Linked DNA regions of Homo sapiens: region 1 is linked to region 2. The links are chromatin loops, found by intact Hi-C in ENCODE. Cell type or tissue: A673. All regions are shown on one strand.

What was found. A loop is a pair of places that touch in the nucleus more often than their neighbours do. Peaks named below come from ENCODE experiments on the same cell type or tissue, not always from the same donor. Only the 100,000 strongest peaks of a DNase experiment are listed, where the experiment ranks them.
Region 1: it touches region 2 in a loop (3-fold over the local background); 22 of 110 quality-filtered maps call a loop at or near these places.

Annotation. Positions count from the first base shown.
Region 1 is chr5:157,760,081-157,764,080 of GRCh38, forward strand. It overlaps LSM11 (LSM11, U7 small nuclear RNA associated), which reads left to right. Exons shown (of 4, transcript NM_173491.4): 4 at 1-629. Among named protein-coding and RNA genes, the nearest start is that of LSM11, 18 kb to the left of the region's middle. RefSeq lists a silencer at 2,004-2,053. In A673, a CTCF peak has its summit at 2,076 (motif pointing right); a DNase peak (open chromatin) is centred at 2,091.
Region 2 is chr5:157,947,224-157,951,223 of GRCh38, forward strand. No RefSeq gene overlaps it. Among named protein-coding and RNA genes, the nearest start is that of CLINT1, 90 kb to the left of the region's middle. RefSeq lists an enhancer at 1,578-1,872. In A673, a CTCF peak has its summit at 1,741 (motif pointing left); DNase peaks (open chromatin) are centred at 218 and 1,718; H3K4me3 peaks cover 398 bases; H3K27ac peaks cover 2,459 bases.

The DNA of each region.
Region 1 (4,000 bases), 190 kb before region 2:
GTTAGTGCTTCTTTAAAAACACTCCTTGGAAAGATGGGGACTGTCCCTTAGGAAAGCCATAAAAGTGATTCCCAATACTTTGCAATTGCTTTTGATTTTTAGTCCTTTGGAACAAATGTGTGATGTTATGTCTGATGTTGTGTTTTTAGAGCTGTGAAAAGTCTGAAAAATTTCAAGGGGTATTATTTAAATGATGATTATCTGGCTGAATTATGTGTGAGCTAGAATCTAGGGTAGCTGTCCACTTCTTTTTCTGTTGTCCTGACAGTAAAGCAAATAGTAAGCCATGTCTTGAAAGTGATTTGCTTGTTTCATACTGACATCTAAAGACATCAGCCTTCTCTTTGGCAACCCTGGGGATACTCCTCTGCACCATAACTTATTAATGTTTTTTTAGACAAGGCTAAACCTGAATGACTCTACGTATCTATAGTTTCACTGCTCATATACCAGCTGCTACAAGAAAAACCATGACTTGTAAGTTTGTCTTTACTCCTAATTGCTAAATTAACTGAAACCCTTCCTGTCTAGGGAGAATTGCTGCTAGTAAGGTCAGTTTGCAATGTTCAGCTTTAGATATGTGTCGTAATGGGAGTCTGAAAACTGTAATAAACTGTATTCATATCCTGGCTGCTTTGTCTCTGTTGATTTAGGGGGGTGGGAGAGAGGAGGCAGGGGAGTCTGTTACCAAGTGAAGACACCTGTCTAGAAAGTTAGACCATCTCAAGCCTTCTGCATTTACATTATTGTAACCTTGTACCTTTTCTTTACCAAAGTCCACACATCTAAGTCACCACTCTTGCCGGGCGCAGTGGATCACGCCTATAATCGTGGCACTTTGGGAGTCCGAGGCGGGTGGATCACCTGAGATTGGGAGTTCGAGAACAGCCTGGCCAACATGGTGAAACCCTGTCTCTACTAAAAATACAAAAATTAGCCAGGTGTGGTGGCGGGCACCTGTAATCCCAGCTGCTCGGTAGGCCGAGGCAGGAGAATCACCTGAACCCGGGAGGCAGAGGCTGCAGTGAGCTGAGATCATGCCACTGCACCCCAGGTTGGGCCACAGAGCAACACTCAGTCTAAAAAAAGGAAACAAAAATAGCTGGGCATGGTGGCAGGCACCTGTAGTCCCAGCTACTCGGGAGGCTGAGGCAGGAGAATCACTTGAACCCAGGAGGCGAAGGTTGCAGTGAGCTGAGATTGCACCACTGCACTCCAGCCTGGGCGATAGAGCGAGGCTCCATCTCAAAAAATAAAAATAAGTAAAATAAAAATAAAACACCACTCTTGAGGTGGCTTTTTTCTTCCAAGTTTACTTGAAGTTCATGCTTAGGAAAGGAACTTGGCCCACATTCTGAATTATCTCCTCTAAGCTGCAAGCAGTGGTAATTGCCCTGTGAATTTATTCTACCTAATAGCTCACTGGCACTAGTCCATTCTGTTCATGATCTGCTGAAATCACCATTCATTCTGCTCCCTCTGAGTGTTTTACCACATTTGGCAAATCAATCTTCACATTCTTCCAAAAATATTTAAATTTTCTACCAGCTTTCCACTGTGCATGTACAGGAAGTTTAGCTGTCCCAGATTTGCCACATTGATTACTTGGATCTCTTCTGTGTGCTTCCAGAACTGAATCACCTGGTAAGGTAGACAAGAAAAGTCACATTTATTCTTAGAGGGGGAAACCTGAAGTTAACTGTCAAGACCCAGTTTCTCACTTTAAAGGATCCATTAACTTGAGCCCAGCTGACACACACCAAGTTGCTAACTGCTGCAGTAGAAAGGGAGGCAAGACCCGTGTGCTGTATGTCTGGTCCTTGCCTGTTTGTTTTGAATCTCAGATACTTCTGATTAAATGAGAATGTCCTAATTAATCAAAGTAATGGCAAAAGAGTCAGCTAGCTTGACACTGTAAATGTACAGTGACAGTTAAATGTTGGCAGGGAGTGGAGGCCAGTGGAAAGAGACACATCGATCACTCTCCCTGTGCTTCCAAGATAGGAGTGGCAAGCAGAAAAAAATGCCAACCGTTCTCTCCTTGGTTATAGATGAAGAGTTTTTCAGTCTGCTCAGTTACCACTAGGTGGCAGTGGGTTAAAGAAAACTGCTTACCTAGAGGTCCCAGAAGGACCGGAGTCTCTAGTCTCCAGTCACTGCTACAATTTATCGTTAAATGCTCACCAGTCAGGACTGAGTTAATTAAGGAAAAACAAGCTATAATCAACCCAAGTGGCAATATAAACGTTTCTTTTCAATATTGAATTTACCTAATTCGAAGCTCGGGAAGCCTGACTGATGGCGTTCAGGTAGTGAATGTGCTTGGGGAAGAGTGGCAAAGCGGGATTTCTCAGTGTCTGCTGTTTAAGGGGTCTCTCACTACTCTTCCATCCTGAGACTCCATCTCAGAAACTGTCAACTCCATCCAGCCTCTTCCCACCTGCTGCCAAGGGATTGCCCTGGGAAGCCTCTCTTAAAGCCCTTGTTTCTTAGCAACTGTCTCACTTTGAAACAATTCAGTTCTACCCAATGTTGCCTGAAAGCCCATTTGTGAGAGAGGTTGCAGCTCTCTTATGATTCTATGGCCAGAATTGAGCCTCCACTCCAAGATCGTGAGCAAATATGCTCGAGCCAGAGGGAACTTTCTAATAAACAGAGGAAAACCTGTTTTAGGTTGAGATACTGGCGGGCAGAAGTGGGGGGTGGGCAGTGCTAGTCAGGCTCCTCGCACATCACACCAAGACCTTCAAAAAGCCTTTCCCTCCCTACCTCAAGCATAATTTTTCAGCAGCCTATTCCTGTGGTGTAGAGGAATAACAGTATGTGAGATAATAGTAGATACTGGTCTTCAAATGTTTAAAAATAAGGTTATAATAAAGAGCCATTTTGATCCTTGGCAACTTGCACCACATTTCACTTAGTCACGCTGTGTGAAGAGGCAGAAAACAGATCATGCAATAAGAGACACGGTCCGTTTATAACATTTCATCCCTGCATTAAGCATATTACATGCATTACCTTGTTCAGATACCACCATGAGAGGAAGACTCTATCCCCTTGATATATGTGAGGAAACTAAAGCTCAGAGAGGTTATGTAAGTTGCTAAAATCTCTCTACTAATAAATAGTGAATTGAGGGGTCTATCTAGGTCTCACTGACTCTTAAGTTTATTGCCAGCCAATTTCACCTTTAAAATATTAAGTTTCTCAGACATTAACCAGAAAAATTTGAGAGTAAGCTGAGCCATCTCCCTAAACTAATCAGAAATCAGAAAGCTGAATTAAAATGCAGCATGGCTGGGTGCGGTGGCTCACGCCTGTAATCCCAGCACTTTGAGAGGCCAAGGCAATCAGATCACAAAGTCAGGAGTTCAAGACCAGCCTGGCCAACATGGTGAAATCCTGTCTCTACTAAAAAAAATACCAAAAAAAAAAAAAAAAAAAAAAATGCCAGGTGTGGTGGTGCGTGCCTGTAATCCCAGCTACTCGGGAGGCTGAGGCAGGAGAATTGCTTGAACCTGGGAGGCAGAGGTTGCAGTGAGCCGAGATCATCCCACTGCACTCCAGCCTGGGTGACAGATCAAGACTCTGTCTCGGAAAATAAAATAAAATGCAGTGTGGTGGTTTACTACAAGTGTCTAGTCCCTTCTAATTCACGCTACTCTTTGGCTGGGAGTGGGCACATGCACCCAGGGCTTCCTGGCTTCTAGAGAGAACCAGGGTGGGGAGCACCCCCAGGGGCAGCAGGCCAGCTGTGGCCCTAGGAAGAGTGGCTGCCAAGTGAGTGCTAGGAGGCCTTTGCCCACTAGTTAGTTTGGTCCTGGAAGGGGTATTGATCCCATAATCTTGTTGAAAAGAAGATGGAGTGACTGGTGGTCTCCCCAGCTCTTCAGTATACATTGAGAAAGTTCACCATCCCTTTCCAATCTTCCCCAACACTTGGGAAGGATGCTTTGTCCCAGCCTTGACTAGAAAATCGTCTAATTAAAGAAACTCTTCT
Region 2 (4,000 bases):
TGGGACTAGAGCATGTACCACCATGCCTGGCTAATTTTTGTATTTTTTGTAGAGAGAGGGTTTCTCCATGTCACCCAGGCCGTTCTCAGACTCCTGGTCTCGAGTGATCCTCCCACCTCGGCTTCCCAAAGTTCCGGGATTATAGGCATGAGTCACCACGGCTGGCCAGGAAGATTATTTTCGTAGAATGAATACAATATATATTCTCAAGTGCCATGCTTGAGCCTACTACTGCTAGTTCTGGCTAAATCTTGGTTTTACTTATTTTAAGTATGTCATATTCAGTTGCGGTGTTCCTAATACTCCTTGTGTGAATTTCCTGTGTTCCCCCTGCCCCACCCCCAATGTATAACGAGTCCGAGGCTGAGTTACCTCTGAGTTTTTTCTTTTTGCCTGATCTGTAGAGAACTAGAAATTAGGTTATTTGGCATTGCTGATGACAACTATATGGCACAAGTACCTTCACTCCAATTCTCTGCTTATCATGGCCACTGCTAATTGATGATTGCCCTGTCCTATCAATATTGCTTAACAGTGCTAATATGGTAACCACAGGTCACATGTAGCTACTGAGCATTTGAAATGTGGTTAGTCCAAATTCAGGTATGCTACACAGGTAAAATACATACCAGATTATGAAGACCTGGCACACAAGAAAAGAATGTAAAATATCTCATTAATAATTTTTTGTATTGATTACAACTTGAAATGATAATAGTTTGGATATACTGGGTTAAACCAAATGTTATTAAGATTAATTTTATATATTTATTTCACTTTCAAAAAAGTGATTACTAGAAAATGTAAAATTCTATATGTGGCTTGCATTCGTGGCTCAAGTTGTATTTCTACAGGACAGCACTGCCTTCAAATCCTACTTAAGACAGTTCCCCAGGCAGTCACTACCAACAAACCAGAAACAAAAGCAGTAGTATTTTATGGGAATGGGAGAGAGGTCTACAGAGTTTGAGTTTTCAATCTTAGAATGAAAAAAAAAAAAAAGAACCTTTTGCCGGGCACGGGTGGCTCATGCCTGTAATCCCAGCACTTTGGGAGGCCGAGGCAGGCGGATCACTTGAGGTCAGCGTGGCCAACCTGGCGAAATCCCGTCTCTATTAAAAATAAAAAAATTAGCCAGGTGTGGTGGTGCACGTCTGTAATCCCAGCTACTTGGGAGACTGAGGCAGGAGAATCGCTTGAACCCGGAAGGGGGAGATTGCAGTGAGCGGAGGTTGCACCACTGCACTCCAGCCTGGGCGACAGAGTGAGACTCCGTCCCAAAAAAAAAAAAAAAAAAAAAAGAGAGAAAAAGAACCTTTGAGTTTATCTAGTTAAGTGTTTCCCAAACATATCTGTTCATTAGAAACTTCTGCGATCTTAAATTATAAAATTACAGATTTCCAGGTTCCCACCCTGGGGATTCTAGTTTAATAGATCTGGGACGGAGGCCCCGGATTTTGTATTTTTAGTAAGTAGCCCAGGGGTTTCTGATGTGCGGCCAGGTTTGAGAACTCCTGAGCTAAAACATTTTTACATTTCAAGGATGGGACTTTCCTGGGGTGACATGTTATTATTGGCAGAGCTAGGACTCGAGCACATGTTCCTCCTGGATTATATTTTGTACTACTGCGACCTAAGAGTCTTTGCAGAACTCACCATGGAATGATCATCAAACTGCCTCTCAGCCCGCAGGCACAATGCTCTTCCTTATTTGGAGAAAACTCAGTGTGTCTCAGCAGCCCCCTCTGCTGTCAAAAATCCCTAGCTCAGTCTAGCTGAGCGGGCTTTGGGGAAGCGAGCAGGGAGGAGAGCGAGCCCAGAAGAAAGTAGTGTGAAAAATGCTGCTATGGGGAAACCCGTTTGCAACCTGGAAGTGATTGGAAGAAATCTTGCAATAAGATCCTTAAAGCTGGATGACATGTGGGGGAAATCTACCTGACTGCCTCCTGGTCTGGAGGAGAGAATTTGTTTTGTTTTATTTTGGTTTGTTTTGTTTTGATACAGGGTGTTGCTCTGTCACGAGAGCAGTGGTGTGATCACAGCTCACTGCAGCCTCCAAATCCTGGGCTCCAAGCGATCCTCCCACCTCAGCTTTCCGAGTAGCTGGGACTACACAGGCGCCTGCCACCCTGCTCTGCTAATTTTTAATTTTTTTGGGTAGAGATGGGGGTGAGGGAGATAGGAGTCGGGGGGGATGCTTGCCTTGTTGCCCTGGCTGGTCTCGAACTTGCGAGCTCAAGCAGTCCCCTCTCCTCGATCTCCCAAAATGCTGGGATTACAGGCGTGAGCCACCGTGTTTGGTCTAGAGGAGGGAATTTGAACAAATTATTTCACTTCCCTGGGCCTCAGTTTCCTCATCTGAACAAGGGCCATAATGACACGCTCTGTCCCTTTTCTTCCTCAGAAACTATTTTAATAGTCTAATTAACTAATGGGGATGGTGTTATCAATGTTTGGTCCAAAGACACACAGCTATTTAGAGATAGAGCTGGACTTTGAACTCCTGGTTCCCAGTTGAGATGTATCATACAATTTCTGCTAACCAAGGAGAGATGTGTTCAGCTGCTTCTAGAGGGACAGAGGCAAGAAAAACTTACAAGGGAGGTTGAGGCTGGCTTCATGCCTAAATGAATTAAAGCCAGGTGGCCACTCTCTCATTTATATATTCATTCCTTCACTCATTTATTCAGCTTACTTTTATTGAGCACCTCTTACATGACTGAAACTGTGTAAGTAGTGGTGATATTATGTCAAATTAGACATAGTTCTTCTTATGTCGATGGTTCTTGCTGTGTCTCCCTGAATAGTTCCTTTGCCAGAGATATCCTCAACTAGCTGTCACAGTGCACAAGTACCTTGGCTGGGTGAAACAATGGTAGCTACCAGGTATTGAGAGTTAGCTATGTGCCAGATACGGTGCTAGGCTCTTCCCATGTGCTGTCTTGTTAAACCCTCAAACCAAAGTGCTGGCATTACAGGTGTGAGCCACCATGCCCGGCCAATGCGATACTGTCGTGAAAAGTATTTTCTTTTGGTAAAGGCATTAGGTAGCTTCATGTCCTTAGGTAAAATGCATATTTATCTGTGCATGGACGGTCATCAAAGTGTTATTTACAGTGTAGAAAAATCCTAAAATAGCCAAAATATATTGAAGTAAATTATAGCACAATATACTTGAAGAATATTTAATGAATTGGGAAAATGCCGTGGTTAAAATGCCACTTCATAAAATGGTGATATTGATCTGTTTGATACTAATTTTATAAAACACTCAAATTTGGCTGGGCACGGTGGCTGTAATCCCATCACTTTGGGGGGGCCAAGGCGGACAGATACTTGAGGTCAGGAGTTTGAGACCAGCCTGGCCAACATGGCAAAACCTGGTCTCTATTAAAAATACAAAGATTAGCTGGGCAGGTGGTGGGCACCTGTAAGCCCAGCTACTCGGGAGGCTGAGCAGGAGGATCACTTGAACCTGGGAGGTAGAGGTTGAAGTGAGCCGAGATTTTGCCACTGTACTCCATTCTGGTTACCAGAGTGAGACTCCATCTCCATCTCAAAAAATAAAACAAGGCCGGGCGCGGTGGCTCATGCCTGTAATTCCAGCACTTTGGGAGGCCGAGGTGGGAGGATCATGAGGTCAGGAGATTGAAACCAACCAGGCTAACACGGTGAAAACCCTCTCTACTAAAAATACAAAAAATTAGCCGGGCATGGTGGCAAGAACCTGTAGTCCCAGCTACTTGGGAGGCTGAGGCAGGAGAATGGCGTGAACCCGGGAGGCGTAGCTTGCAGTGGGCTGAGATCACATCACTGCACTCCAGCCTGGGCTACAGAGTAAGACTCTGTCTCAAATAAAAAAAAAAAAAACTTCCCTCCACATTCATAAATATAGAAAAAGGGATGAAAGCAAGTCATTAAAATGTTAAGTTTTTATTATTGGGCAGTTTTTGTTAGGTTTTGGGAGAGTCTTATTTTCTTTGAGCTTTTAAAGATTTCC